6 separate regions of the Homo sapiens genome follow, and regions 2, 3, 4, 5 and 6 are each linked to region 1. Evidence: chromatin loops called from intact Hi-C (ENCODE). Cell type or tissue: Calu3. All regions are shown on one strand. Region 1 holds the start of SLC35G2 (solute carrier family 35 member G2). Region 2 overlaps STAG1 (STAG1 cohesin complex component). Region 3 overlaps IL20RB (interleukin 20 receptor subunit beta). Region 4 overlaps NCK1 (NCK adaptor protein 1). Region 5 overlaps STAG1 (STAG1 cohesin complex component). Region 6 holds the start of IL20RB (interleukin 20 receptor subunit beta).

What was found. Peaks named below come from ENCODE experiments on the same cell type or tissue, not always from the same donor. Only the 100,000 strongest peaks of a DNase experiment are listed, where the experiment ranks them.
Region 2: it touches region 1 in a loop (2.2-fold over the local background); 3 of 110 quality-filtered maps call a loop at or near these places.
Region 3: a loop joins it to region 1, with 2.4 times the contacts of the local background. A loop is called at or near these places in 5 of 110 quality-filtered maps.
Region 4: a loop joins it to region 1, with 2.1 times the contacts of the local background. A loop is called at or near these places in 5 of 110 quality-filtered maps.
Region 5: a loop joins it to region 1, with 2.3 times the contacts of the local background. A loop is called at or near these places in 2 of 110 quality-filtered maps.
Region 6: it touches region 1 in a loop (2.0-fold over the local background); 2 of 110 quality-filtered maps call a loop at or near these places.

Annotation. Positions count from the first base shown.
Region 1 is chr3:136,815,971-136,820,970 of GRCh38, forward strand. SLC35G2 (solute carrier family 35 member G2) reads left to right here and starts at 3,156. Exons shown (of 2, transcript NM_025246.3): 1 at 3,156-3,658. RefSeq lists silencers at 3,181-3,240, 4,304-4,353. In Calu3, no CTCF peak of the experiment used is centred here; DNase peaks (open chromatin) are centred at 2,411, 3,091, 3,611, 4,341 and 1 weaker place.
Region 2 is chr3:136,389,837-136,394,836 of GRCh38, forward strand. All of the region lies in intron 22 of STAG1 (STAG1 cohesin complex component), which reads right to left. Among named protein-coding and RNA genes, the nearest start is that of PCCB, 140 kb to the left of the region's middle. In Calu3, a CTCF peak has its summit at 1,967 (motif pointing right); a DNase peak (open chromatin) is centred at 1,985.
Region 3 is chr3:136,993,083-136,998,082 of GRCh38, forward strand. IL20RB (interleukin 20 receptor subunit beta) reads left to right here. Exons shown (of 7, transcript NM_144717.4): 6 at 2,332-2,474. Among named protein-coding and RNA genes, the nearest start is that of IL20RB-AS1, 13 kb to the left of the region's middle. RefSeq lists a silencer at 1,825-2,119. In Calu3, no CTCF peak of the experiment used is centred here; a DNase peak (open chromatin) is centred at 2,009.
Region 4 is chr3:136,927,863-136,932,862 of GRCh38, forward strand. NCK1 (NCK adaptor protein 1) reads left to right here. Exons shown (of 4, transcript NM_001291999.2): 2 at 122-365. The coding sequence starts at 140. Among named protein-coding and RNA genes, the nearest start is that of IL20RB, 28 kb to the right of the region's middle. RefSeq lists a silencer at 2,512-2,712. In Calu3, no CTCF peak of the experiment used is centred here; DNase peaks (open chromatin) are centred at 2,599 and 4,109.
Region 5 is chr3:136,543,668-136,548,667 of GRCh38, forward strand. The region is part of intron 5 of STAG1 (STAG1 cohesin complex component); the gene reads right to left. Among named protein-coding and RNA genes, the nearest start is that of STAG1, 210 kb to the right of the region's middle. RefSeq lists an enhancer at 3,887-3,936. In Calu3, CTCF peaks have their summits at 2,206 (motif pointing right) and 3,228; DNase peaks (open chromatin) are centred at 2,184 and 3,844.
Region 6 is chr3:136,953,989-136,958,988 of GRCh38, forward strand. IL20RB (interleukin 20 receptor subunit beta) reads left to right here and starts at 3,995. Exons shown (of 7, transcript NM_144717.4): 1 at 3,995-4,213. The coding sequence starts at 4,126. IL20RB-AS1 (IL20RB antisense RNA 1) reads right to left here. Exons shown (of 4, transcript NR_183729.1): 3 at 743-803. In Calu3, no CTCF peak of the experiment used is centred here; DNase peaks (open chromatin) are centred at 2,013 and 2,453.

The sequences.
Region 1 (5,000 bases):
TGGCATGATCTGGGCTCACTGCAACCTCCGCCTCCTGGGTTCAAGCGATTCTCATGCCTCTGCCTCCTGAGTAGCTGGGATTACAGGTATGTGGCACCACATCTGGCTAAATTTTTTTTTTTTTTGAGACGGAGTCTCGCTCTGTCATCCAGGCTGGAGTGCAGTGGTGTGATCTCGGCTCACTGCAAGCTCCACCTTCTGGGTTCACGCCGGTCTCCTGCCTCAGCCTCCTGAGTAGCTGGGACTACAGGCGCCCGCCACCATGCCTGGCTAATTTTTTTGGATTTTTTAGTAGAGATGGGGTTTCACCATGTTAGCCAGGATGGTCTCGATCTCTTGACCTCATGATCCGCCCGCCTTGGCCTCCCAAAGTGCTAGGATTACAGGCGTGAGGCACTGCACCCAGCCATAATTTTGTATTTTTAATAGAGACGGGTTTCTCCATGTTGGTCAGGCTGGTCTCGAACTCCTGACCTCAGGTGATCCGCCTGCCTTGGCCTCCCAAAGTGCTAGGATTACAGGCATGAGCTACTGCGCCTGGCCCTGTCTCTAGATTAAGGTATATGAGTTTGCTAATGAAACATAAGCTCAATATTTTATTGGAACTACTGGGAAATAAGTGCTCTGCTTCTTTTGGAATGGTTAGCTATAAAGATGATATAAGTTGAACACTGGGGAAAGGTGGGGAGGTGGCAAGAAATCACTATGTGAAAACAAACTCTTTGATGTCAACAAAGAGGAAAGGAGAGATCATGTCCTGATGTCAATGTTTGCATTCGTGAATCTAGTCATATCTGAAGTTACCTATCTATGGATTTTTCAGTTATTAAGCCAAATATACTCCTTTTCTTAAATCAGTCTGAGTTTAAGTTTTTGACACTTGTAAGGAAAAGCCCTATGTATCATAGCACAAAATAATTCCATTTATTAAACATCACAAAATGTCTAAAAATCCTCTTTCATATCTTTCTATACCTTGGTGTCACTCAGAATGTCAGCTGTGCTAAATCCCTAGTCTCACTCTCTCAAAACTCCCAGAAACCATCTCTCCTAGTCAGCTCATTCCAGGTCTTTTTTTCTTACTCCCTTACTCAAACTTTGCTGGTCGCCTTCCTTATCCCCACCCCATCCCACCTTCTCCAAAACAAAAAATCTGAGCCTTGCAGATCAGCCGAGCCTTCTGAGGCTCCTTTTGCTTCTTTACCTCTATTCCTTATTGAGATCAGCACAATTAATGCATGTCTGAACAACAAATGATCCTTTCTCTTTGGAAGGGTGAAAGTTTGGAAATATTTACATGTTAAATGTTCTGTTCTGGTCTCATTTGTATTCAGTACAAATAGTGTGTTTGCTTGGACATTAATTTTATTTGCAAATAGCTACAGCTGGGGGTCCCTTTGGGTAAGTCTTGCTAAGATACTGCATTGGTGGGTTTTTTGTTTATTTTGTTTTTGTTTTGTTTTTCAAGGGGATGGGGAAGGAATCAAAGTAGTCAAATCAGTTTGGTTGTTTTTACAAGCCCGAGAAATGGTCAAATTTTGGATTCAGACCAAGCACACCATAGTGTGCTAGAGGCAATTTAATGACTTCCTACCCTCTTGCCTTTTTCCCCCTCTTTGGGAACATTCTTGGATTTTCTACAGAAACAGCCAGAGGCTCTCAATTGACAATTGCCTCACTCAGCAGTTTCTTGTTAAGCACACTTGTCAGACACTGTTTCCAGGACTCTCTTAAGTGTCCTAAGAATATTGACTCATTCAAAAGCAGCCCAGCTGTAGTTGGGAGAGCACCAGCACTTGCTCTATAAAGATCTAGATTGTCTCTCTACCTCAAGAGGAATCCAAAATCCTGTTATGCTGGACTCTGAAATGATCCCCAGCCCTTTGGTGATCACACTGTTTATGAGCAGTCTGAATTCCATTCTTGGGTCTACCTAAACTAGCACCCTCGGGCTATGGGGCCCAGTGGGGAGACCACCTAGCATGCTGGCTGCCTGGAGCCCAGGGAACTGTCAAGATGGCTCTGGAAGACTTCTCGCCTTTTAAAAGCCCCGTATTTCTTTTACATATATTTTTGTCCTCATGAATTTTGCCAACCGCAATGGACTAAAATCTATTATAGCGTCCTGGAAAGGTGGGGAAAAGATGGGATAGTTGAGGAGAGTTTAATGAAGGGACTATTTAAAAAGGTGTGGATGGGGTTAAAGGAAACCTCTGGGCGTCATTACCCACTCCAGGCCTGAAGGGGCAAGGGTAGTTAGTGGTAACCAGAACCTGGAGAAAACTGCAGGAGAGGGCCACAGGATGGGAGTAATGGCTTTCAGATGAAGAACATAGCCACTGCTAACAGGGTGGCCCGCTGGGGATGCAGGGGAGGTCCTGAATCACATCCTGCCTTCTGATCTGCAGGTGCCTCCCACTTGCCAAAACCAATTGAAAGCCAGATTATAGTTGACGTAGCCCATAAAGGTCAGTCCTGAGTCACAGAGCAGAGTGGAGAGTGGGTCTGAAGGGACAGAGGAAAAACCAGCAAGCACCTCCTGTTTTTTCCCACAGCCAGCACCTTGGTTCAGCCCTTACCCTTTCTTGCCTGTCCCCTGGACCCATCAAATCCACTGCTTTTAATGACCAGTCTGTTTCCAAGAGGCTATATTCATTCCACTTGGGACTGGGGCATATGCACTTGGGTAGAAGAACCAGCTGTGCAGTGTCAAGACCCTTCCCTCAGAGACCTTATCAGTAAAATGGCGGGTGGACTCGGGGATGCCCGAAGACTTTTCCGGACCACGATTTTCCGATGCTGGACACATATTTAAACATGAAGGAATAGACTTGCGACTTTTAAGCGCAAACAATGGGTGGAAATGGACAGAAACTGCCTCCGTGCCCACTTGCAGCGGACTACGTAGCCCTGGCAGACAGGCAATTGCTTCAAACAAGCGCCCTCCAAGGGCGTAAGCTAGAGGGGCCCGGGCGGGCGCTTTCCCGTGGACCCTCCCACCTCGCGGGTAGAGGAAGTCCTTCAGTTCAGGCACAACCCTGAGCGTCCCCCGCAGTCTCCAACTCCGGCGCCAGTCAGGTTGTGGGGTGGGGGCGGCGGAGGGCGGAGAGCGCAGGCGCAGAGTCCGCGCGGCGGCGCCCCTCTCCCTCCGCAGTACTCCGGGCAGCGCCCGCCTCGATTTTCCCAGGCGAGGGCACGCCCGCGTCAGTCGCCTCCGGGGCACCTTCCTCGCCACGACACGCAGGTAACCGGGCCCCGGGAGCCGGTCGGCGGCGGCGGACTGGGACCTTGATCCTGCCTGCCCGGCCGCCCGACAAGGGAATGAGAGCGGACCCCGAACTCCACACACCCGCGTTTAGCCGCCACACCTAAGGGGCACAACAGTCTTTTTGGGTAAGGGCCGGGCTGGGGGCGACGCGCCCCGCCCGCTTTGCAGACTTCGGGGTGCTCTGCACGACGCCTGAAAGGCCGCGGGGCCCGCATTTCTCTGTGCTGCCCTCCTGGAGAACCGGGACACGGGGACGGGAGGGCCAGCATCGGCTACGGCCCGGTTTCCCGTTTCTTTCCGCTGTCGCGTGTCTGGGCCCTCCTGCAGCGTCCATGATGAAGGCCAGGGGCTGTTGCTTTCCTCTCGCCCAGTAGCCAACCCAAGCAAGGGGTGAGTCACTGTGGCGTCATATGGGATCAATTTCAAATACAAGTTTTAAAAAAGGCTGGATGATTTTAGAAATATGGCCAAGAATTTGTATTTTCCATTACTCTCTTGTCTCATGTCCATGACTCTTGAACGCCAGTCTGTGGGCGCTGAGATTTTCGTGGTACATCGACGGTTTGTAGACATCTTTTCCCAAGGGAAGACGAGGGCAAGGGTTAGTGGAGGAAGGGCCTCGTCACGGCCGAGAGTGGCGGAGAAGGCTCAGGGCAAGTCCGCACAGCCTCCAGCAGCCACGGGGAGGAAAAGGCGAATCTTTCCTCACAGTGCTCTGGGCGCTGTAGAATTTCTACGCCACGTGCACCCATTTGGCCTCATTTGAGAGGAGGAGAGGGAAGAAGGGTCGCGCGGGCCGGCAGGAAAGAGACTCGTGTTGCGGCGGATGAAGGCTCAGCGCGGACCTGCATCTCGGGCCAGGTTTTCTTTCACCCGGCTCCGCGAGGAGCGAGGCGGAAAGCTCGGGTCCGAGTGTTGATCGAGGACCTGGAGATAGTAACCCCCCACGTCCAGAGTGCTGGGGGTGGGTCCAGAGGGCTGGGGGTAGGTCCAGAGGGCTGGGGGTAGCTCCGGAGGAGCGATCTTCCTCCGCGGGAAAGGACTTGGCTCAGGCTTGCCTATGTCCGTGGTGCTGAAGTGCCTCGCGCGCCCTCGTCGACTGACTTCCTGGGCCGCGGCCTGCGTTGCCCTTCTACTCTGCACCTTTGCCAAAAATAGCCCATCTCCATGGCTGGTGGCCAGAGTGGAGCAGGCCCAACACTGAAACTCTTTTCAGACAAGTTGAGGCTGGTTTCCTGAACATAACCCGAAAGCAAATGTGGCTTGCCTTGGAGGTACAGATAAGCATATGCATAACAGATTTTATTACCTATGAGAAAGTACACACCATGAGCGTAAACAGGAATTCTCACATATACTTATGAAAGATACAGGTATGTGCATTTACGCACAAACCTAACACACATGCAAATACACTCATCCCTTTTGAAAACCATTACACACTACAAGCCACACATTTTTTAGAGCTTTTGTAATCCATCTTTATTTTTTGACACTTCTAGTAAATGTGAACTCTGCAGAGCCATTTATTTTCATAATCATCTGTTCCAAAGGCACAGAGCCTGTGGATTGAAGTGTTTGGTATTTGGCTGAGCAATTAAGTATTTATACTCATTTACATTCCAGAACAAAAGTCTAGGAAGATGTAAAATTGATATTGATACCAAAAAAATTCCTTAAAGAAAGCTTAAGGAAAATGAATTAATGTAAATTTTAATAAGAACAACATATA
Region 2 (5,000 bases), 430 kb before region 1:
CTTTTTTTTTTTTGAGATGGAGTCTCACTTTGTCACCCAGGCCGGAGTGCAGTGGCATGATCTTGGCTCATTGCAACCTCTGCCTCCCGGGTTCCAGCGATTCTTCTGCCTCAGCCTCCCGAGTAGCTGGGACTACAGGTGCCCGCCACCACGCCCAACTAATTTTTTCTATTTTTGGTAGAGATGGGGTTTCACCATATGGGCCAGGCTGCTCTTGAACTCCTGACCTTGTGATCTGCCCACCTTGGCCACCCAAATTGCTGGGATTAGAGGTGTGAGTCACCACGCCCGGCCCCTTATGCTATTTTTAAAGAGGGGATTCCCTACCAGCAAGCAAGCCTCTATATCTAGGGACTCAGGAACAGGGCTGCAAACACAACATGGTACTCTTAATGGAATGCTGAAACCATGACTTGTAAGTCATTTTCTAAATCGAAGATATTTATTTCTGGTTTTCAGAGAATTTTAAAATATTGGGTTGAATATAATTTTGGAGAAGTTCTGAATTTGGTATGAATAGACACCTACTTTTACATTCCAGATTCTTTTAAATGAATATTCTGAGAGCTGAACATGAAATGGATATTAAACAAGACCTGTATCTTTCTTCTCTAACTTTTCTAGACCAGCCAATCAGGCACTTGTGATTGGACATAATATTAACAGGAACACATGTATTAAAGAACAACTCTGGAGTCATGGAACGACCGAAAGGAAAGGCTTAGAACTAACTAATGGAACAGAATTTCCAATAAATAAAAGGTGGGGGCAAAGATTCTCTAAGAAAAGAAGTGAAATAAAATGCTTACATGCGACTAAAAATTTGTTCCTACAAGGATCACTATTATTTCTCACGCCTGGCCCCACTCCCTTCCTCTCAAAGCAGTTAACTCTGCAGATAGGGAGTTGCTATCTGTATTTTGTTATTACAGGAATTCCGGGCCAGGACTCTAATGAGCTATCTCTTGCTCACTGCTATTCTGAAGGAGTGGGTAGGGAAGAGAAAAGAAAGAGCTACAGAAAGCAGCCTGTAGATTTTTACACATCTGAGCCTATTTCTAACACATTTGTAGGAATGCATGTTTGTGGGAAGGACAGCAAGGTTAAACATGTCTTCTCATGGGGCTTGGCCACTATCAGTCCCACCTTCACCCTTACTGCTCTTTTCTCCAGTCTGTTTGCAGGTCAACAAGTTGGAATTTTCAGAGGAGAACCTTTAGTCAAGACAGTGATGGAAGGACAAATTTTACAGCTAAATACCTCAATAATAATTGGACTTGTAGCTACCTAGGGTATATTGACTTTCTTTGACATAAAGGATTTGAAATAGGGTGAGGGTCCAGAGGTAGGGATGTTTGGCCCAGGCCCTCCCTATTGCAGTCTAGAATAGAAACATGCAGGGTAAGGCAGAGAGAGTAGCACAAATATAAGACTACAGAAAGCAGGACAGCTCCTCCCAGGAGAGAAAAAAAATAAGGATAAATTCTAGATCCGCAGGCCAAAGAAAGTAATAGGGCATTACTTTAGCCCTCTTTTTTTTTTTTTTTTTTTCTTTTTTTGAGACAGAGTCTCACTCTGTCGCCAAGCTGGAGTGCAGTGGCATAATCTTGGCTCACTGCAACCTCCGCCTCCTGGGTTAAAGCGATTCTCCTGCCTCAGCCTCCCAAGTAGCTGGGACTACAGGCGCACGCCACCATGCCCAGCTAACTTTTGTATTTTTAGTAGAGACAGGGTTTCACCATGTTGGCCAGGATGGTCTTGATCTCTTGACCTTGTGATCTGCCCGCCTCGGCCTCCCAAAGTGCTGGGATTACAGGCGTAAGCCACCATGCCCGGCCCATTTTAGCCCTAACTCTTATTTGCCTGGCTCTTTAAATGTCTTTGTGTATGTCCAGAAGGAGCTGAAGGAAGAAGGATGTTTTCTGCTACAAAGAAAAAATGAAGGTTACTTCCACAGGACCAGCACTAGGGGGCACTGGAGCAAAGTATACTTAGCATAACCTGTAAGACTGCCCCAGAGCTTCCAACTCTGGGAATCAGGGGAACAGAGGAAAACCTATTGGTGAAACCCAGTGCACTTCCATTTCAAATAACGATCAAAGCTTTTTCTTGATATAGTCTTCTCATAAACTTTATTTAATAGTGTTTACTGTTGAGTTAAATTATAACTTGAATTTAAACTTCAATTATAACTACCATTCATAATCTCCTGAATGAGTGTTTATGACAATAGAAAAGAAAAAAAATTTTAGAAAAGTACTCTTTAAAAAGCGATTTGGCAGTATGCATCAAGAACCTTAAAAGTATATACAATCATTGACCTAGCAATTCCATTTCTAAGAATATAATACAAGATGAAACAATGAAAAACACAGAACAAGCTTTTTGCACCAGAATGCCCATCATCACAGCATTAATTTTATTAGTAAAAATATTTAAACCCAAATATCTAAGAGCGGAGAGAGGTAAAATAAATTACGGTATAGCTACACAATAGATTATGCATATATTAAAAATATTCTCTATAAACTTTTCTTAATAACTGAAGAAAATATGTTAATTGAAGAGAAGATAAAAATTGAAAGTACATTGTAATCTCAATAAAATTACAAATATATTAAAGAAAAAGCACTAAAGAAAATAAACCAGGCTGGGCGCAGTGGCTCATGGCTGTAATCCCAGCACTTCGGGAGGCTGAGGCAGGTGGATCACAAGGTCAGCAGATCGAGACCATCCTGGCTAACACGGTGAAACCCCGTCTCTGCTAAAAATACAAAAAGTCAGCCAAGCGTGGTGGCATGCGCCTGTAGTCCCAGCTACTGGGGAGGCTGACGGAGGACAATCGCTTGAACCTGGGAGATGGAGGTTGCAGTGAGCCGAGATTGTGCAACTGCATTCCACCCTGGGTGACAGAGCCAGGCTCCGTCTCAAAAAAAAAAAAAAAAAAAAGAAAAGAAAATACACCAAAATATTAACAGTGGTTATCTACAAGTGGTAAGAGTCAGTTTTATTTTGTTTATATTACTATTTTTGTATTTCTTCTTTTATAATAAGCATATGCTGAAGTAGGAGAGCTCAAATTTATGAGAACTCTACCTTGTATTTTATAACAAAAAATAATAAGCATATTTTATTAATAAAAATATGTGACCTCTTGAGAGATTTAAATGTTTCTATAACTGTATAAATGACTACAGAAAGAAAAACAAATAATGGTTGGCTGGCTTGCTCCCTCACTGTCTAAATGACCCATTTCATTTTAACATTTTCTCAACAAAATAATACAAAATTACTTTACGTAACAAACTTTCAGCTTGCTTCTAAATGACCAACATTACAAATATTAAATACATTTAACATATATAAAAATCCCAGTATCTACCATACTACATTTAAACTTCAGGGAAAAAATTAAGGGGAAAAAATGGATAGAGTTTTAGGTGCATTATCACAGAAGTCCTCCATATACTGTTAGTCCTGGCATTACAAACTGAGCCAACTTTTGTAAAAATACAAAAATTAGCCGGACATGGTGGTGGGTGACTGTAATCCCAGCTACTCAGGAGAGGCTGAGGCAGGAGAATCCTTTGAACCTGGGAGACGGAGCTTGCAGTGAGCTGAGATCATGCCACTGAGCTCCAGCCTGGGCAACACAGCAAGATTCTGTCTCAAAACAAACAAATGAACAAACGAGCAAACAAAATGTAAAACAATAAGGTAATGACAACAACAAAGTCCCTTCCTACGCTTCATCTTTTTTTTTTTTTTTTTTTTTGAGACAGAGTCTCACTCTGTTGCCTAGGCTGGAGTGCACTGGTGTAATCTTAGGTCACTGCAATCTCTACCTGCTGTGGGTTCAGGCGATTCTCCTGCCTCAGACTCCCGAGTAGCTAGGACTACAGGCATGTGTCACTACACTTGGCTAATTTTTGTATTTTTAGTAGAGACAGGGTTTCACCATGTTGGTCAGGCTGGTCTCCAACTCCTGACCTCAAGTGATCTGCCCACCTTGGCCTCCCAAAGTGCTAGGATTACAGGCATGAACCACTGTGTCCAGCCTGAAACATGGATTTTTCTTTTTTTTGAGACGGAGTCTCGCTCTGTTGCCAGGTTGGAGTGCAGTGATGCAATCTTGGCTCACTGCAACCTCCGCCTCCTGGGTTCAATCGATTCTCCTGCCTCAGCCTTCTGAGTAGCTGGGACTACAGGGACATGCCCATGCCACCACGCCCAGCAAATTTTTGTATTTTTAGTAGAGACGGGGTTTCGCCATGTTGGTTAGGATAATCTCTATCTCTTGACCTCGTGATCCGCCTGCCTTGGCTTCCCAAAGTGCTGGAATTACAGGCATGAGCCACTGCACCCAGCTGAAACATGAATTTTTAAAGTTTGCATGTGTCTTAAAAATTCATGCTTTTGAAGATTATCACTTAGAGAACCATTTTAAAATTATAGACAGAACTGATGTACGATGACTACTGAATATACCCTGGACTTTTAAAGAAACTACCAACAACTTCAAAATGAGAAGAAATAACTTGAGAGACAAATACCTAAGTAAGAAAAATTCCACATATGCTATAAATGCACATAAAACTATAAATTGTAATTAACTGAATAAAACACATAAAAGATGCTGCAGCATTCTTTCTGGCATAAAGAAAATCAGTGGGTCACACCTGTAATCCCAGCACTTTGGGAGGCTGAGGCGGGTGGACTGCTTGAGTCTAGGAGTTTGAGACTAGCCTGGGTAATATGGTGAAACCCCATCTCTACAAAAAATATAAAAAAGTAGCCAGGCGTGGCTGGGTGTGGTGGCTCACACCTGTAATCCCAGCAATTTGGGAGGCGAAGACAGGCAATCCCAGCAATTTGGGAGGCGAAGACAGGCAGATCACCTGAGGTTGGGAGTTCGAGACCAGCCTGGCCAACACGGTGAAACCCCGTCTCTACTAAACATACAAAAATTAGCCAGGCATGGTGGTAGGCACCAGTAATCC
Region 3 (5,000 bases), 180 kb after region 1:
CCAGGCATGGTGGCTCACACCTGTAATCCCGGCACTTTGGGAGGCTGAGGCAGAAGGATTGCTTGAGCCCAGGAGTTCAACACCAGCCTGGGCAACATAGCGAGACCTCGTCTCATTTTAATAAATAAATAAAGAGGTGAGTGTGCCCCATTCTCCTGCACATCACTCAGGAGGTTTCCGTTGGTGAGTCTGGCGTTTAATCTTCCAGGCGTTGTCTGTGTGGTACCAATGCTCACACACATAGATGGGATGATATTGTACCTACTACTCTGTACTTGGCTTGTCTTCACTCAGTAGTATATTGTGAACATCTTTTCATGTCAATACATATGGATCTACCTCATTCTTTTTTATTATACTTTAAGTTCTAGGGTACATGTGCACAAAGTGCAGGTTTGTTACATATGTATACATGTGCCATGTTGGTTTCCTGCACCCATTAACTCGTCATTTACATTAGGTATATCTCCTAATGCTATCCCTCCCCCAACCCCCACCCCATGACCGGCCCCAGTGTGTTATGTTCCCCGCTGTTTGTCCAAGTGTTCTCATTGTTCAGTTCCCACCTATGAGTGAGAACATGCAGTGTATGGTTTTCTGTTCTCGCGATAGTTTGCTCAGAATGATGGTTCTCCCTCATTTTTAAAGAGCCAGGTGTGGTGGCTCATGCCTGTAATCCTGGCACTTTGGGAGGCCGAGACAGGTGGATCACCTGAGGTCAGAAATTTGAGACCAGCCTGACCATTGTGATGAAACCCTGTCTCTACTAAAAATACAAAAATTAGCCAGGCATGGTGGTGCACGTCTGTAATCCCAGCTACTGGAAAGGCTGAGGCATGAAAATCGCTTGAACCCAGGAGGCAGAGGTTGCAGTGAGCCGAGATTGCGCCACTGCACTCCAGCCTGGGTGACAGAGCAAGACTGTCTCAAAAAAAAAAAAAATCTATATGTCAATATATGTAAATGAAAGGCTGTTGCTCTAGTTCAGATGTTGCTAAGAACTGACTTATGTATATAGTTGTTTCCTTCCTTGGAATTAGTTTTTGGAATTAAAATTTCAGGAGTTGGGGAGAAGTGAGGATATGGGCACGAAAAAAACAGAAAGAATGAATAAGACCTACTATTTGATAGCACAATAGGATGACTATAGTCAACAATAACCTAATTGTATATTTTAACATAACTTAAAGAGTGTAATTGGATTGTTTGTAACTCAAATGATAAATGTTTGAGGGGATGGCTACCTATTCTCCATGATGTGCTTATTTCACATTGCATGCCTGTATCAAAACATCTCATGTACCCCATAAATATATACACCTACTATATACCTACAAAAATTAAAAATAAAAAATTGCAGGAGTGGATGAAAGGGTATGAACACTGGTGTATCTCTTGATGCATACCACCAAAATATTTTCCAAAATCATGGAAACAATGTACAGTGCCCCCAGCCACAAGTCCACCAGCTTCTCCAGTCTCATTGACTGGGCTACCCTTCACATTGCAGGTGAGTAGCCTGGCCCAGAGAGGCTAATGGAGTTGCTCAAGGTTACATAGAACTGAGAGATGGGAAAATAACCTGTCCCCTCTTCTGCATCTCCAGATGCTCAGATCGGGCCTTTTCTGCTACAATTATTTGGTAGAATGACTGTGAGCTTTGGAGCCAGTCCTACCTGGGTAACCTGGGGTAGCTCACTTAACCATTCTGAGCATAGATTCCTCTTCTATAAAAGCAGGGATACTCACACTCATTGTGAAGAACAAGCAACTACACGTCCAGCCCCCAGCATAGTTCTGGAAGGCAGTAGTAGCCCTAGCCTACAAAATAGGGGCTTGATATATTGTAGTTATTTTCTGACTGTTTTCTGAACAATTTCCTCCATAACATGAATCAATGCCAAGAGTGAATTGTGAAACACACTTTGTTTTCAGTTACCGCCCAGCCCCATTCTGTGCTGTTCTCTTTCAATACCTCCCCCTCATCCTGCCCAGGGCTTGGCACTCTGCCTTCCTCCTGGCAGTGGTGCCAAGGTACGTGCTAACACAGCAATTGGCTTAACACATGATACTCCTCCCTTTTGTGTCACAAGGAAAAGATTTTAATCTTCCCTGGGGCTTTCTGGAAACCATGCCTTCATCTGGATTCTAGAAAAATGCTTTTAATGGTGGTAATTTTGGTCACTAGGGCACACATCAAATCTCAGGATTCTGTTATCTGCCGTCTTAGCCAATGTGCAGAGTCAACTCCAGGAAACCGGGGGAGGCTCAGGATTGAAGTTTTAATCTTTGCTGCTGTTTTCTAAGCCTGTTTTTATCTTTTGTTTCCAGGAGAGGCCATTCCCCTGGTACTGGCCCTGTTTGCCTTTGTTGGCTTCATGCTGATCCTTGTGGTCGTGCCACTGTTCGTCTGGAAAATGGGCCGGCTGCTCCAGTACTCCTGTTGCCCCGTGGTGGTCCTCCCAGACACCTTGGTAATAGAGTAGTTCTTTATTCCTTTCAGTATAACACTGACCAGATGTAGTTTGGGCCTTAGCTGGGCATGGGCACATGTTTCCATGTTTCTATCATGAGATTATAGGCATCTGCACAGAGAGGGGAGAGGAATACTTATAAAATACTTCATTTCTAACTAGAGGTACTGGAAGAAATCTCCCTTCTCCAGGGCGTGGTGACCTTCCTGAGGCAAGCCACTTCTGCTTTCTCCCAGGACCTGGGATGGCAAAGAGAGAAGATGTGTTGCCCAGCCCAGGATGCTCAGCATTGCAGGAGTCACTCATGGTCTTACCCTCCCAGACTGGCCTGCTGAGCATTCTTGGCCTCTTCCCACAATTGTAACAGCAGCTACACCCAATAACATGTTCCAACCCAACTTATTCAATTCACATGCCAAAAGCCTCATTGTTCTCAGAGTGAAGAAGATGTACATGGGAGGCATGGACTGTGTTTTGATTTTGGTGGGGTAGGGTGGGGTGAAGGGACAGCAACCTGGACCTTGATAGTGACTGCCTGAGTTAGGGGACCCTACCTGTATTCTCAGATCCTCATGAGGTCAGAATTCTTATCTTACTCCTGAGGGCCCTGGACCACAGGTCTGGGTCTCTCCAGTGGGTATAGGACCCATGCACCCATGCAATCGTAGGGGAAACACAAAAGCAGGCCTCCAACAGCTCCCCCATGTTCTCTGGCTGCCTCTCCAGATGTTTCCCGCCAACCCCCAGACCTCAACCACACAAAGCAGTGCAATAAAACAAAACAAAACAAAAACAACAAAAACAAAATCAAAAAGCCCCATCCCTGTCACCCTAGGGAATTCTCACAGTTCTCTCCTGGGAAGAGGGAGCCAGTGTCAGCTTCTGAAAAGCAACTAAAGCCAGAACTACCTGCAACTTATACATGCCCATAGCTCCTTATCAGCCTGGAGTCACTCTTTCTGAAAGGAGTCATCCTTGTGACATCCCTGTGGCCCTGCTTTCTCTCCCTAAACAGGAGGAATAATTCTTACTATAATTCAGTCTTCAGGACACCCCTCCACTCTGTTATCCTAATGCCAGATCTCCCTTCTTTCCCATACTTCCAGGTAGTCATAACGATGTTAGCTGATACTAGTACAGAGCTAAGTGCCAGATACTGTTCTAAGGCTTTATATTTATTGACTCATTTCTTTTCATAAAGCTTGGCAGTGTCCTTTTTATCAGTTCCCCCTCCATCCTTCTCTGAATCACGAATGGCTTACTGCTATGCATAAAGGCAATGGGATATATCATACCCTGGGAAACAGGGTGGGCCTTTATTACCCTTTAGCAAGAACGTGAGGGTCTCAAAGTACCTTGAAGCATAAAAGGATATGTATTCTGCAGTTATTGGGGAAGTGTTTTATATATATCAATTAGGTCAAAATGTTTCGTGGTATTGTTCAGATCATCTTTGTCATTTTTTTTTGTATAGTTGTTTTAATATTGAGAGTAGGATATCAAAATGCCACCGAGTGTGGGCATATCTGTTTTTCTCTCTCTCTCTCTTTTTTTTTTTCGAGACGGAGTTTCGCTGTCATCGCCCAGGCTGGAGTGCAGTGGCGCAATCTTGGCTCACTGCAACCTCCGCCTTCTGAGTTCAAGCAATTCTCCTGCCTCCTGAGTAACTGGGATTACAGACGCCTGCCACCACACCCATCTAATTTTTGTATTTTTAATAGAGACAGGAGTTTCACCATGTTGGCCAGGCTGGTCTCAAACTCCTGACCTCATGATCCACCCACCTTGGCTTCTCAAAGTGTTGGGATTATAGGCGTGAGCCACTGCACCTGGCCTGTTTCTCTCTTTATGTCAGATTTTCCTTAATGTATTTCGAGGCTCTGTTTTAAGTGTATTCATATTTTGACATTTAAATGTATTCAGATTTTGTTATGATTTTCCAAGTAATGGAGTCTTTTATCATTATGATATGTTCTTCTTTACCTCTGGTAATATTCCTTAGTGTGATATCAGTATATCTTTTTTTTTTTTTTGCTCACTGTTTGTATGGTATATCTTTTTTATTTTTTTACATATTTTTACTTTAAATCTATCTGTATATTTATATTTAAGGTGTGTCTCTTATAGACAGCATATAGTCAGTCTTTTCTGTTATAATTATTTTTTGGTATAAATCCATTCTGACAACCTCTGCCTTTAAATTGGTATTTTTAGTCCACTAACTTTTTTTTTTTTGAGACGGAGTCCCACCCTGTCACCCAGGCTGGAGTACAGTGGCATGATCTCGGCTCACTGCAACCTCTGCCTCCCGGGTTTAAGGAATCCTGACTCAGCCTCCTGAGTAGCTGGGACTACAGGTGCATGCCCCCACACCCGGCTAATTTTTGTATTTTAGTAGAGACAGGGTTTCACCATATTGATCAGGCTGGTCTTGAATTCCTGACCTCAGGTGATCCACCCGCCTTGGCCTCCCAAAGTGCTGGGATAACAGGTGTGAGCCACTGTGCCTGGCCTCCATTAACATTT
Region 4 (5,000 bases), 110 kb after region 1:
TTTTCCATATTTTTTACTTTTCATCTTTATGTCTTTAGATTTTTAGGTGTGTCTCTTTTGAAAAGCATGTGAACTAATACTACCTCAACCTTACATAAAAATATTTTCCATGTGTTTACAGTGCTGAAGCTGCTGAAAGATGGCAGAAGAAGTGGTGGTAGTAGCCAAATTTGATTATGTGGCCCAACAAGAACAAGAGTTGGACATCAAGAAGAATGAGAGATTATGGCTTCTGGATGATTCTAAGTCCTGGTGGCGAGTTCGAAATTCCATGAATAAAACAGGTTTTGTGCCTTCTAACTATGTGGAAAGGAAAAACAGTGCTCGGAAAGCATCTATTGTGAAAAACCTAAAGGATACCTTAGGTAAGATATTTTTTAAAAGAAAAGCAACTTTGTTTTAAATGAAACCTGCAACTTAGTTCTTTGTACATAATTCTGGCAGCAGTGTGCATAATTGACTTGAAAAGGCAAGGGCTAGGTAAGTTTGAGTCATAGCAGGTGGTCAACCCAGAAGACCAGTGAAGGTCATAAGTGTTAACATGCAGTTTCTGTAAATCTAGGCCCATGCTCCAAGTCAAGGCAGAGTGATACCAATGAGTAGAACTAACTCTCACCTTCTAGCAGGGGCTTTTTGAACCATGAATCACTGTTGGAGTTTAGACTTATAGGCAGAATTGCCTCTTTGGCACCAAGGCAACTTATGTACATGGCACATAATGAATTTTAACATCTAATGACCTTATGTTTTGAACTTCACTTAAAACCCTCCATTTTGTTTTTCTATTTGATAAGAGAACTGTGGATCATTACTGTACATTAGCACCTACAGAGCTCTTTTCTATTTTGTTTCTCTTTTTCCCTTTATTTCTCCAAAGTTTTTGTTTTTTATTTTTACTGGCCCTCCATTAGGGCCTGAGACAGTGGAGCCCACTTCACACTGGACTTGGCTAAGCTGATAGGAAGGAAATATGCATGGGCAAGGAATGGCCTCTTCTTTAAAAAAAAAAAAAAAAAAAAAAAATTAAACTCTCCTTAGCTGACAGGAAGGAATTGGGAGGGACAGAATTTCATTTTTGGTGTTCAGGCAAACATGCTATTTGCGTAATTGTTCTTTGTCTAGGTGTAGAAGAAAAGTACAATTTCTCCTTGTGCAGACAGTTTGGGAGCAATATAGCATGACTGACAAATATGAAATACTGTTGACTCACTACTTTACATTAGTTTTTATTTATTTATTTTTTATGGTTTTGTAGAGATGGAGTCTTGCTCTGTTGTCCAGGCCAAACTTGAACTCCTGGGCTCAAGCAACCCTCCCACCTCAGCTTCCTGAGTAGCTGGGACTACAGATGCTTACTACCATACCCAGCTTAGTTTTTATTCTTATTCAACATTATTGTTATTCTAGAATGTTCTTCTAATTATCAATAAAATACAAATATTTAATGTTTTTAACCATTGTAAAACTGCAAAAACTAAAATATAGTACAATTTGGAGTAAGATATAAAGTAGTGGATTATCAGTTTCTGAGATAAAAATATTTCCAGTGTTCTAAAGGTAATTAAGTAGATATAATGTGATGTTTAACTGCTGAGGTAACTTTTTAAATACTTTTGGGTTTTGTGATTAAGACCATTATTTTTAGTTTTTCAATGGAAGACAAATCAGAAAGAGATTTTCCTTCAGTAGCAGAAGAGACCAGGGTTAGAATCAGCAATACTGGTTTTGTAAATACTGGAATTTATTTAAAGCATGATGATTAGAGATATTGGGAGAAATTAAGGTAATTTCTGTCAAGAAAGTATGCCTCATAGTGATACGTGCACAGGGTACTAAGACATACCCAGTTAGACTTTTTTGTTCCATTTTAAGAGGACACTGGTATCTTGGGATTAGAGTGAATGTGACAGTAATTAACAAAATATAGTGAAAAAACTATTATCATAGAGCAAAGGGGGGAAGTAGTCCAGTATTAGGTATTACTGTATGTAAATCTAAAATCCCATTTAAATATAATTTTTATTTGTTAATACTCCAGGATGCATTCCGTACTACAGTATTCTGATGTTATTGAGACAGTTTTATCAAGATTTTATCTCTATTTAAGTCTTAGGAAATCTCTGTTAACTTTATTACTGTATTACAGTTATTGCTACCTTTATTCCAGGGTGCTTGGAAACATTGTTTTGAGTTAGTGATCTGTAGTTAACCTGTAAAGAGATATAAGTCCAGCTTTTACATTAGATAAACTTTTCCCTTTTCTCATAATTTCTGTATCCCTTTTTGGTAACTTAAATATCCGGTGTAATTAATGGATTTGTTTCGCAATGGTTGTGCTGGTGGAGACATTGTTTGAAAGTTGAGAAGGAAAAGGGGAAAACAAAAGGATTAATTCATGAATATATTTTAACTATAAAAAATATATATGCTTTAAAGCATCTTCCAAAATAAGTCTGAATAATAAGGTCATATTTTTGGCCATGATTATTTACTTGTTATACAGGCTGTGTTATAATTTAGAGGAAAAAAAAGTTTTGGAAAGAGAAGCCTCAGAAAAATTTTCTATTGCCTGGGTGTGGGCCAGGTCACATGGATTGGGTGTGGGAAGTTTCAGTGTTGCAGAACAGACGAGGAAGCTCACTGAGAATTATCCTGAGCTGTGTTAACAAACTGACAGAACACAGAATTTTTACTCAAAATGGATTGGTTAAACGTCTTTAAAGATTTTTTCAGTAAGTTAATCTGTTTATTAAATCCACTGTTTTCTTGAAGTTGTGAATTAGATTTTCTGCTTTTGTAAATTTAAAGGAAAACTCTTATTTGGTGGGTTTATGTAAGCTACTACATTATGTGTATGTAATATAAACCAAATGATTGGTGATATATCCAAAAATTGTAGTTTCGACTTGGTAAGTAAAATAATTTTAAAATGTTTTAGCATGAATGTTTAACAAGTAGAGAAAGGATATAAATGGTTTGAGTTTGATGCAGTTCTAATTCAGTAATTTTCAACTTAGCACAGACATTTGAAGTGAATTAAATAAATTGTAAACATTAAAAACATTAGATAAAAAGGATTAGGTGAACAAATTTCTTCATCCTCAACTTTGGAATTAACTTTTTTTTTTTTAACTACTTTTTGCTTACTTTTTTTTTAGCGGAACAGTGTAAAGATAATCTTTAATAAAAACACTAGTAAAGAGAATATTTTTATTTAATTAATGTAGTATTGCTAGAAATTGATGTTTTGATTAATGTGAGATTTGATATTTTGATATGAGTTATGAGAACAGCTATACAACCAAGAGGAAAATAGTGAATTCTTGACTGTTATTGAGTTTGGGTCATGAAGTAAAACTAATAATAATTTATAAGAGCCTAATTCTGCTGATTCTGCTAGTGGCCTCCTTATGATCTTATAGTGAACTTAATTTGATCTCCTTGAACATTTGCTTGGTGTTTCTAGAAAAATGAACAGAGGAATTATTATAGAAGTCTCTTATGCACAACAAGCCTAAGGAAACAAAGAGTAACCTGACAAGAGATTCCAGAGAAAAGGGCAAAAGAGAAAAGGAATAAGCACTTTGTTGAAAAAGAATGTTGTAATTGTAATGTGAAGACTCATTTGTTAGCTTTAGTGACTCCCTCTGGAATATGTCTCTTCTGTTTACTTTTTGGGGAGTTACTAAAATTTCAGATCTTTGCATTTTTCATTTTTTGGGTAAGTTTTACCTTTGAAGAACTTACTTATTTGCTCATTCATTTGTTTATCAACACATTCTTATTGAGAGCCTACTCCAAGCCAGGCAGAAATCATAGGGTGAAAAACTAATACTAACTCTAGCAAATCTTACATTCTGGTGGAGAGGTATATGATGATTGTTATTAATAATACAGTGGATTTCATATCTAGATTTAGTCATAAGTGATGTTGACCATAAAGCAACCAGAAATGACATAAAAAGAATCCATTGTGGCTAGGCGTGGCAGCTCAAGCCTGTAATCTCAGCACTTTGGGAGGCCGAAGTGGGTGGATCACTTGAGGTCAGGAGTTTGAGACCAGCCTGGTCAACATGGTGAAACACTGTCTCTACTAAAAATGCAAACATTAGCTGGGCGTGGTGGCGGGTGCCTGTAATCCCAGCTACTTGGGAAGCTGAGGCAGGAGAATCACTTGAAACCAGAGGTAGAGGCTGCAGTGAGCCAAGATTGTGCCACTGCATGCCAGCCTGGGCAACAGAGCGAGACTCCATCTCAAAAAAAAAAAAAAAAAAAGAATCCATTGTATCATTGATACAGTGATTCAATATATATCATCAATACAGTGGTAAAATTATTCTTTTTGCTGAGTCTTAGGAAGTTGATAGTTAATGCATTTGCAGACTGGGAGTCAGGATTTGAAATTTGTAACCAAAATGTTTCTTTGCTCAATCCCTGCAGCAACCCCAAATTTTTATTTATTTTGCCAGGCAGTTTGTCAGAGTAGAGACAGGCTATTCATCTACTTCCTACCTGAATGGGCTTATAAAGTAGAAGAAACAGAGTATTATGTGCTTTTTGTGTGGCAGCCAGAGTATCTTTGAAAACAAAAATTGTACAATGTTTTAAATAAAACAATAAAAAATAATTTATTTCATGTAGATGAAGTGAACAGATGGACATATAAAAATTTAAATAAAAACCTGTAATGGAAGGAATACCATATATTTATATGTGGTATTTCTTAGTTCTGTTCCCAGACATATCACTTACAAGCCATGTGGCCTGCAAAATATAACTGAACTTCTCTGATTTTCTGTTCCTTGTAAAAGAGAGAGTTGGGCAAGACTAAATGATCCTGGAAAGTCCCTTCTAACTCTAAAAGTCTTACATCCTGGTAAACAACTAAGCAGTCTTAGGTGTGTCATAGGAATTGAGCGAAAGCAATGAGTGAGAAATTGGTTTTGAAGAAGTAGAAACATGGGAACAGAATTGTAGTTGACTAAGGAATTAGAAGAAAC
Region 5 (5,000 bases), 270 kb before region 1:
AAACTAGGATTTCTAATCTTTTAAGTGGTGATAATATCACTGCAGAGCAGAGAGCCTTTCTTCAATGTTCTAACTGCTACTGCCTGGAACATTACTTAGCACATGGGAAACATTCAAACAAATAAGGATGATAAGAGAATTAAATGAGATAACAAATGTAAAGTATTTGGCATTGCACCTGTAACATAAAAGATACTCAGTATTAGACTCTCCTACTTTGGGCATTCATTTTTTTTTCTGATACATTATCGTGCCCATTTTGGAAGCAAGCTAAAAGCTCCAGTTCCTAAGTTGAGTTCTACAGGAAGTCAGATTCCTACGTATGCACAGATTCAAATACTGTTTCAAGAGACGAGCTACCTCTTTTATCCCAAAACCAGGGAAAGTAATTCCAGAGGTTTTCCCATCACCTAGACCTATAGCATCCACCTCCAGAGTAGACATATCAGGTCCAACAGCACTAAACACCCTGTTCAAAATGCCTAGTACCTATCATAGGGGTAAGTTAAGACAATGATGAGGTAAATTGTCAGAAAAGTCAAGAAGGACCCAGCAAACTTTCTTATCCTCATATATATGAACCACACAGTTTAGAGAAATGTCTCAACCCTGTCCCTCCTCAGTCATTTTCAATTCTCCTCCTCTATTCTATGATGTCAGCCAGGGCATAAACTCCAAGCCTTCTATACATCCCTCCAACTAGGTACACAAGTACACAGAAGACTGAAAGTAGACAGAACTTTACTCAGCAGCAAAACAATTTATCCAAATATAACACAAGGCTCTTTTAAGTTTATATTAATAATAGCTTTTGGCCATGTGTGGTGGCTTACACCTATAATACCAGCACTTTGGGAGGTTGAGGTGGGCAGACTGCTTAAGATCAAGAGTTTGAGACCAGCCTGGGCAACACGGCGAGACATCATCTCTACTAAAAATACAAAAAAACAGCCGGGTGTGGGTGGCACATGCCTGTAATCTCAGCTACTCAGGAGGCTGAGGCACAAGAATCTCTGGAACCTGGGAGACTGAGGTTGCAGTAAGTTGAGATTGCACCACTGTACTCCAGCCTGGATGACAGAGCAAGACTCAAAAAAAAAAAAAGTTTATAGCTTTTATGACACACCATTCTTGCTTACCTCAAATTACTGAAGTCTAAGTGTGATTGAAATACACTAACATTGTCTAACACACTTAGCAAAAGATCCTTCCAAATAGCAGATGCTTTCTAAGTAATTGCTCCATGTATAAATCATTTTAAAGCTCTTCTTTTACAGAGTGGATTATAGCGCCTTAATAAATAAAATGTAATCTAGTTATGTACTAGAGATAATCCAAGCATATGACAGGATCATTTTTATTGTCATCTAACTTTTTATTTTTTTATTTCTTTTTTTTTGAGATTGTGTCTTGCTCTGTTGTCCAAGATGGAGTGCAATGGCGCGATCTCAGCTCACTGCAACCTCCGCCTCCCGGGTTCAAGTGATTCTCCTGCCTCAGTCTCCTGAGTAGCTGGGATTACAGGCACACGTCACCACGTGTAATTATTCTCTACTAAAAACACAATAAGTTTTGTATTTTTAGTAGAGACAGGGTTTCATCATGTTGGCCAGGCTGGTCTCGAACTCCTGACCTCATGATCCACCCACCTCGGCCTCCCAAACTGCTGGGATTACAGGCGTGAGCCACCGTGCCTGGCCATTTTTAGTTTCATTTTTATATAACCTAGCCTGATAAACAGCAAACTGTAAATCAAGACTAGACATAAATATGGATGGATTGGTAGAAAAAATCTGAGTCAGGATAGGAGAAGAAATGTTGAGTCTACTAAAACTGAGAAGGATTCACTAAACAAATATCAGTATACCAGAAATGTAGAACTTAACAGTTACCTAGTAATGCAGTGACTACATTTAAGAGTCTTTTTCAAGATTTGAGGAGGGGGTCTGGGGAAGAGGTAAAGAAAGAGACACTTTGATACCTTTCAAGCTTAATCGTAAATATCTTGGGATGCATGGGATCTGTCTAAACAGTATGTGCAAAAAGGAAAAAAAAAACCCTCACAAATTATGAATAAAGATACATTTTTGATACTTATAAATTTTTTAGAATGCCTTGAAAACAGAAATTGCTGTGATTACATCTCCAATGATGAGTCTGTCTCTAGATGGCAGCCTTCACTTTATAACAGTCCTTGTGGGGGAGGAAAAAAAACTAATGTATTTTTTCCTTTCTAAATACAAAAGATAAGTAAAACATTAAAGTAAATGTTTTTAAAAATCACGTATTGGCACATAACATGTGAGTACCGGTTAACTAATCTTTCAAGACTGCACAGGATGCAGTCCATCTACACCAAGAACAGAAACTTTACCAAATACTAGAATATCAAATTGTAGAGCTTGTTTGAGCCATGCTAGTATAGCCCAGGGCCAAAAGCAAGCACTATCCTAGCTAGAGCTATAGAACTGTTCAAAGATGTCCAAAGTATTTTCACCATATCTTCAAGAACTATTAAAATAAGTTCATATCAGTGCTAATGTTGTTCACGTAAGACTTAGAAGAAATGACTGTAAGAAAAATAATGTCTGTCTGCCACCTCAGTTCTATTACGACTATTAATAGGATTCAAGATAGGCAGGGTTTCTTGACCTGTGGCACATGGACTCCAAAGTACCTATGAACCATTTTAAAACATACGAAAATTCATGTCTATGTATTTTTGTAGAGAAAGTCCCAAAATTTTCAGGATATTATTAAAGAAAATCGAGAACTCAGGCAAAAATTACACATTAGAGACAAAATGTCAACCAAAAAATTTTAGTCATAGGGAACTAAAGGGAGAAATAAAATGATAACAATAAAAAGTAATTCTAGAGAAGATTGTTACCTTTCATCGCATGGTATGGAAAAGCAAGGAGTAGAAAACAGAGAGTAGAAAAGGCTGAACTCTTCTCCTTTCTAATTAATGAGGCCATGAGTGAAATAATCTGATATAGGGAGAGCCAGGTTTCATTTCTAAATTCAGGGTGAAAAAGCAAAGAGAAGCTGCCCACATTGTATACAAATCCATAAATTATAGAGCAAAAAGTTTTAGCAAGTACCTTGTTTATAGATGACATTGTATAATTGGCTCCAGTTACATAATTTAAGATTTAAATATTTGAGACTACTTAAGATTCTTTAGCAGTTTCTTATCAGACTGCATAAATGATCAAGTCCTGTTTCTTCAACCTGTGCTTCAAAGCTATGTCACTAGGGGTCCCAGATAATCTCAAGTATACTTTGAAGTCTCTCACAACTTTTGTCTGGTGCCACTAAGATTTTCTCAACTCATCTTTTGCCTAGAATACCTATTTTTCATTTTACAAAACTTTTATGTATGTGAGGAAAAGAACTGGTTGGGTTTAGTATTTCAGTCTCAAGGAATTTTTCTTAACTGAATTCCTATAGCATTTTTAAAAAATATGCTTTCTATTTTAGAATAGTTTTAGACTAACAGAAAAGTTACAAAGATAGTATAGAGATCCCATACACATCAGATTCAGTATCCCTTATTGTTAACACCTAACATTAGTATAGTACAACTGTCACAACTAATGAGCCAATACTGATAACATTAATAACTAAAGCCCATACTTTATGCAGACTTCCTTAGTTTTTACCTAGTATCATTTTTGTTCCAGAATACCACCAAAGGTGGTAGCTGTCATGTCTTCTTAGACTCCTCTACACTGTGACACTTTCTCAGACTGTTTATCTCTAGAATGAATTCATTTTGCATTACTGAAACTTGATACACATTATTAGCAATTTCCCACTTCCTGCTTCCCCCTCCCCCTGGCAATCACCCTTCTGCTCTCTCCTTCCATGAGTTAACATACCTCATGTAAGTGTAATCAAGCAGTTATTTGATTGATTTCTGTGTCTTTCTGTGGCTGGCTTATTTCATTTAGCATAATGCCCTCCAGATTCATCCATGGTTGTCACATATTGCAGAATTTTCTTCCTTTTTAAAGCTCAATAATATTCTATTGTATGTATATACTGCATTTTATTTATCCATTCATCCATCCATCCACAGACACTTTTTGGTGTTATTCCCATGAATTCATTGCCAAGACCAATGTCATGAAGCTCTTTTCTCCCTATGTTTTCTTCTAAGAGTCGGTAAGTTTCAGGTCTTACGTTTAATTGTTTAATCCATTTTGAGTTGATTTTTGAGTTAAAGTGTAAGGTAAGGGTCCAAACCAATTTCATTCTTTTGCATGTAGATATCCAGTTTTCCCAAACACCATTTGTTGAAAAGACTATCCTTTCCCTACTGTATATTCTTGACACCCTTGTCAAAGGTAAGTTGTCCATACATACGTGAATTACTTCTGGGCTCTCTATTCTGTTACATTAGTTGCTATGCCTATCTTCATACTAGTGCCAAACTGTTTTGTTTTGTTTTTTTTTTTTGAGACAGGGTCTCACTCTGTCATCCAGGCTGGAGTGCAGTGGTATGATCATGGCTCACTGCAGCCTTGACCTCCCCAGCTCAGGTGGTCCTCCCACCTCACCTCCCAAGTAGCTGGGACTACAAGCAAGCACCACCATGCCCGGGCTAATTTTTGTATTTTTAGTAGAGATAGGGTTTTGCCATGTTGCCCAGGCTGGTCTCAAACTCATGGGCTCAAGTGATTTGCCTGCCTCAGCCTCCCCAAGTGCTGGCATTACGGGTGTGAGCCACTGAACCCAGCTGATGTTTTAACTACTGTACTTTTGTATCGTATTTTGAAGTTTGGAAGTGTGGTGCTTCCAGCTTTGTTCTTCCTTCCTCAGACTGTTTTGGGTATTAAGGGTTCTCTGTGATTCCATATGAAGTTCAGAATTTTTCTATTTCTGCAAAAAATCCCATTGGAATTTTGATAGAAATTTCACTGAATCGGTAAGACCACTTTAGGCAGTATGGACATTTTAACAATATTAAGTCTTCCAATTCATGGATGTCTTTC
Region 6 (5,000 bases), 140 kb after region 1:
CCTGACCAATGTGGAGAAACACCGTCTGTACTAAAAATACAAAATTAGCCAGGCGTGGTGGCACATGCTTGTAATCCCAGCTACTGGGGAGGCTGAGGCAGGAGAATCGCTTGAACCCGGGAGGTGGAGGTTGCGGTGAGCCAAGATCACGCCATTGCACTCCAGCCTGGGCAACAAGAGCGAAACTCCATCTAAAAAAAAAAAAAAAAATTCCACCCGGAACAGTCTTGGTGGAAGCATGAATTAGAAGAGTCTAAGACAAGTGGAATTCCGCTATTTAAATTCCCTGTGTTACTTCTAAAAAGAAAAAATAGAGACACAGTGAAATCCAACTAAATGTCAGAAGTGCTACAAGACAGAACATAGATATCTAAGAATCTTAATGCAAAGGGAAGGAACTATTTTGTGTTAAGTAGGGGAAAGGAAGATTACTGGACTGTAATAATTGACCACATAGTTCATTCAAGGACACAGGGCCTATCCTGGACTTGCACAACCCTAAGAGTGAGTGCCTCAGATTTTGCGCCCTAGGTGCTTCCCTTAATTTTAGTCCTGGCCCTGCAGGGCACAGAGAGCTTAGGGTTCTCTTCCTTGGCCACAAAACTTCCCATCCCTCCCCACTGCCTCTACCTTTTCATAAAACCTTTTCTCTGCTTGCTTTTCCTTCCATAATTAAATATCAGAGATTTAAGTGGCAAATAGTGTAATCGAAAAAAAAATCCTATTTCTGAACTGTACCTACCTATAGGAAATTGGTCTATTCTTCCAGCGGTTTATCTTCTGACATGGATGACCCTCCAACTCTGTGGAAGGCACCAGAAATTAACTTGAGAAGTGCAGGAAACAGGATAGAGAATAGTTTCGTTGTGCATGTTGCATAGACAAGACATTACAACTTCTCTTTCTATAGAGGGGCACCTCAAAGCCAGAAGAGAAAGGCAAAATCAGGGTCAGGGATTATCCAGGAATGTTAGGGGCTAGCAGGTGAGGCACAGCCCTCCAGAAGTCCTCACCCAAAGATACAGCCCAGGCAGAGGTGGGTGGTCTGAGTTACTTGTTGGGTCATGACCCAGGCTTGAAACGGATTATTGTTCAAAAAATATGACAGGCAGATGGCATTATCTCTCAGTGCCCCTTGAGGTGTGCTGAACCCAGGGCAGACTCTGTGCAATGGCTTATGAAGGATTGGCAGGCAGTACTGTCTTGCCAGAGCATTGTAGTGCTGGACAGGAGTGTCTTGACAGGGACCAATGAGCAGGTGGAGCTAACTAGCCATCGTAACACTTCAAAGTTTGGTAAACAACTCTTCTTCTCCGACAGCATAGCTAAATGATTCTTATTCTTTCCTCCATTTTCTCTGTTTACTTTCATTTTCATCTTCTTAATTCAGTCTGTATTCCCCTCTACCTTTCCATCTTTGCTCATATCATTCTCCCAAAAGGAATGATGAACAGTGTGCCTCTCTTCCCCTCCTACCCATATCCAATTGGTACATCCGGAACCTCATATTGAGGTCTACCTATTCCCTAAAGCCTTTGCTGATCTCTTGGATCACTCCTTTGTGTCCCTCAGACACATTCCTTTGATGCTAACTGGGAGGCAGTTAAAGTGAGTGAAAAAAGCTTGGAGTTATGCAGACCTCAGTTAGAATTCCTGTTTCCATCCCTGAATAGCTCTGTGATCTACAGTAAGTTAATTTCCCTGAGCCCTGTGTTCTCACCTGAAAAGTGGAGAATCAAATCATATCTTACCTTGCAAGTCTGTTGTATAATATATGGACATGTATATAGTGTGTAGAAACCCTTTAGGACATTCTTGGCAGATAATAGATATCCAGTACACATTGGCTTATATTGCTAACTTTTGACATGCTGGAACTGTGAGCAGAAGCGAACTTAGGAGAGAGGAATCAGGAAGCCAAGATGGAGAACAAAGGTAACATTGGGGACAGACGTTGAGGCCATGTATGAAGCACTCTTAAGAGGAGCAGTGAGAGACTGTACAAGCAGCTAGTGACCAGAGGTCAAAGTACAGATGTGGCCACTGACTCACAGTGCTGGAATCAAGGAAAATATGCACCAGGTTTTCTTGACTATGGTGTGGTAAAAAGATATACAGCAATGTTTATTGTATACTTATTTTGTGCCAGATCCTGTTCTAAGTTTCACTTAATCCTCACAACAGCCCTGAGTCAGACACTATTATAATTGTTCCCAATTTTCAGATGAGAACCATAAAGCAGATAGTTTAAATGACTTGCCTAAAGAAACACAACTAAAAAGTTGACACCAATCAACCTGAGACAAAGATTATTTATATACTAGAGACTCCCCTGCCCATATAAGCATCTAAGCTCAAATTTCGCAAGCTGAACATTTGCAGCCTTTTTCTATAGCACCCCCAATCCTGCCTGTCCTGACCACACTCCACCCACTTCATTATTTCACTTGAGGTGCTGCCATCCACCCAGTTACCCAAACTCAGAACCTGAAAGCCATGTTTGGCTCCTCCTCCCCAGCCCTCTTAATGCACTCAATATCCAGGAGCTATCAGTTCTATCTTCTTTATCTTTTGAATTTGGTCATTTCTCTCTGCAGACATGAGAAACCTAGTGGAAGCCAACAATGTCTGTCACCTGGATCACTACCATAGCTCCCTCATGGCCCTCCTGCCTTCAATCTGGCCCCCTGTGCTGTTTTCTCCACCCTAGTCACAAACTTTTTAAAGCTCAAATGCAGGGAATGACATGGTCATATTTGAGCTTTGAACCCTTCCTTTGACCTTCATTCCTCTCAGGATAAATTCCAAGCTCCTCAATAAGGCATTCAAAACTCTCTAGAATCCTGTTTCTGTCTGCCACTAAGCCCTATTTCTCGCCATTTCAACCTTGTTCTCGTGTTGCACCAAACTTCTTCTTGCTTCCTAAAAACAACATTCCTGGCTGATTTTTTTTTTTTTTTTCCAGAGTTTAACACCCAGTCCTGGAGTCACCTCCTCCAGGAAGCTTTCTGTAATCCTACAAACTGGGTTAGATGTTTCTTTTTAGTGATGCTATGTTTCCTTACGAATATTGCTGTCCCTTCATTTTAAAAATTGACTTATGATTATTCCCGTGTCTATCTTCTCCACTAGTTGGGAAATTCTTGTTGAGGGAATGGACTGTTGAATTCCTAAGAACTAGCACATAGTAGGCCTTCAGTGAAGGTTTCTTGAATGAATAAATAAATGACCAACTTTCCCAAGGTTACATTGTAAGTTCTGAAACTTGAACCAAAATACATTATACTCTAGAACCCATGTTTATTCCACTATTGTATTTGCACATTAGGGTGGTTAAAGTCCTTCAAGGGCTAAATTTTAAAGGGCTAAATACTATCACAAGGTTTTTCTTCCACCTATTGAAATTGGTTTTAATTTTTCAGTAATACATTCACGTGACTCAGTAATCAAACGATATACAAAGATATTCAGTCAAAAGTCTTGTTCCCATTTTTCTCTTCCACCTTTCCAATTCCCACTTTCTCTGCCCCAAGGTAACCAATCTTGTTCATTTCTTATATCTTCTTTTAGTTTTTCTTTTTGCAAATGCATGCAAATATGAAGCTATATATTATTCTTTACCCTCCTGACTTTTAGAAGGGTATTTTAAATTTTTTCAAATATCTTTAGTTTTTCTGAAGTGGGTACATATTAGAAAAAAGAGCTAGTCAGTACCCAGCTTGAATGAACTCACAGAGAGAAACTTGGAAGAGGACAGCTATTTAATGAGGGAGGGAGATAATCCTGCCTGCTCATTGGCTTTTAGGGAGGTGCAGAGTCCTTTAGGACAGAGCCTGTGGTCCGGGTATTGCTCATAGGCAGATTCTCAAGCTCCCCAAAGTTACATTTTCTCTGGAACTCTCCTAGGCCACTCCCTGCTGATGCAACATCTGGGTTTGGGCAGAAAGGAGGGTGCTTCGGAGCCCGCCCTTTCTGAGCTTCCTGGGCCGGCTCTAGAACAATTCAGGCTTCGCTGCGACTCAGACCTCAGCTCCAACATATGCATTCTGAAGAAAGATGGCTGAGATGGACAGAATGCTTTATTTTGGAAAGAAACAATGTTCTAGGTCAAACTGAGTCTACCAAATGCAGACTTTCACAATGGTTCTAGAAGAAATCTGGACAAGTCTTTTCATGTGGTTTTTCTACGCATTGATTCCATGTTTGCTCACAGGTAAGTATGAATTAGAATACATCCAATAGTTTGGGCCTTGAATATAGGTTAAGAAGGCAAAAAATACTTTCCCAGGGCCTGGGGTTGAAATATGTGTATAGAATATCGTATATCTGTTTTACAAAAGATTTATCACCTCCTAAACCTCTATTCCCACATCCCAAAGAAAAGGCCTGCATTCTGTTTGGAAATCTCTCTTCTTAATGTCCACACAACAATCTAGAAAGAGAAATCATCAAAATAAATAAAAGCAGAGCTCTGTGCACTTTGTTACTTATCTCATCGTCTGGTTTTATATAGTGCAATGTAGTTCTTTCAGACTTACTGTGTGTGTCTTGGAGATGTTAACTGTAAGAACAAATTAAAACAAAGATTCTAGCAAAATACACATGAATAAAAAGACAATTTGTGAGCTTAACATTGGATACGAGACTTATAAAAATTGGATTTCTCTACTGGTCATTGAAGAAAAGGTACTCCATAGCATTCTAAAAAATATTTGGTTTGGGACATTTCCCCTGCCAGTGAGATTACATAGTTTTCTCTGCTCCACTCCTGGTTGCTTGTACCTATCTGCTTTATTGTCTTAAAATTGGAACTCTGTAGCCTTTGATGTTTGTTCATGTCAAATCACGTTTAAGAGAAACTTCTAATTTTGATACTCCAAGACACTAGGCACTTTGCAGTGTTGATGGGAGCCTTGAGTACTTTCTCTCTCTCTCTCTCTCTCTGTCTCTCTGTCTCACTCTCTGTGTGTGTGTGTGTGTTTTACACAGAACTAATTTAA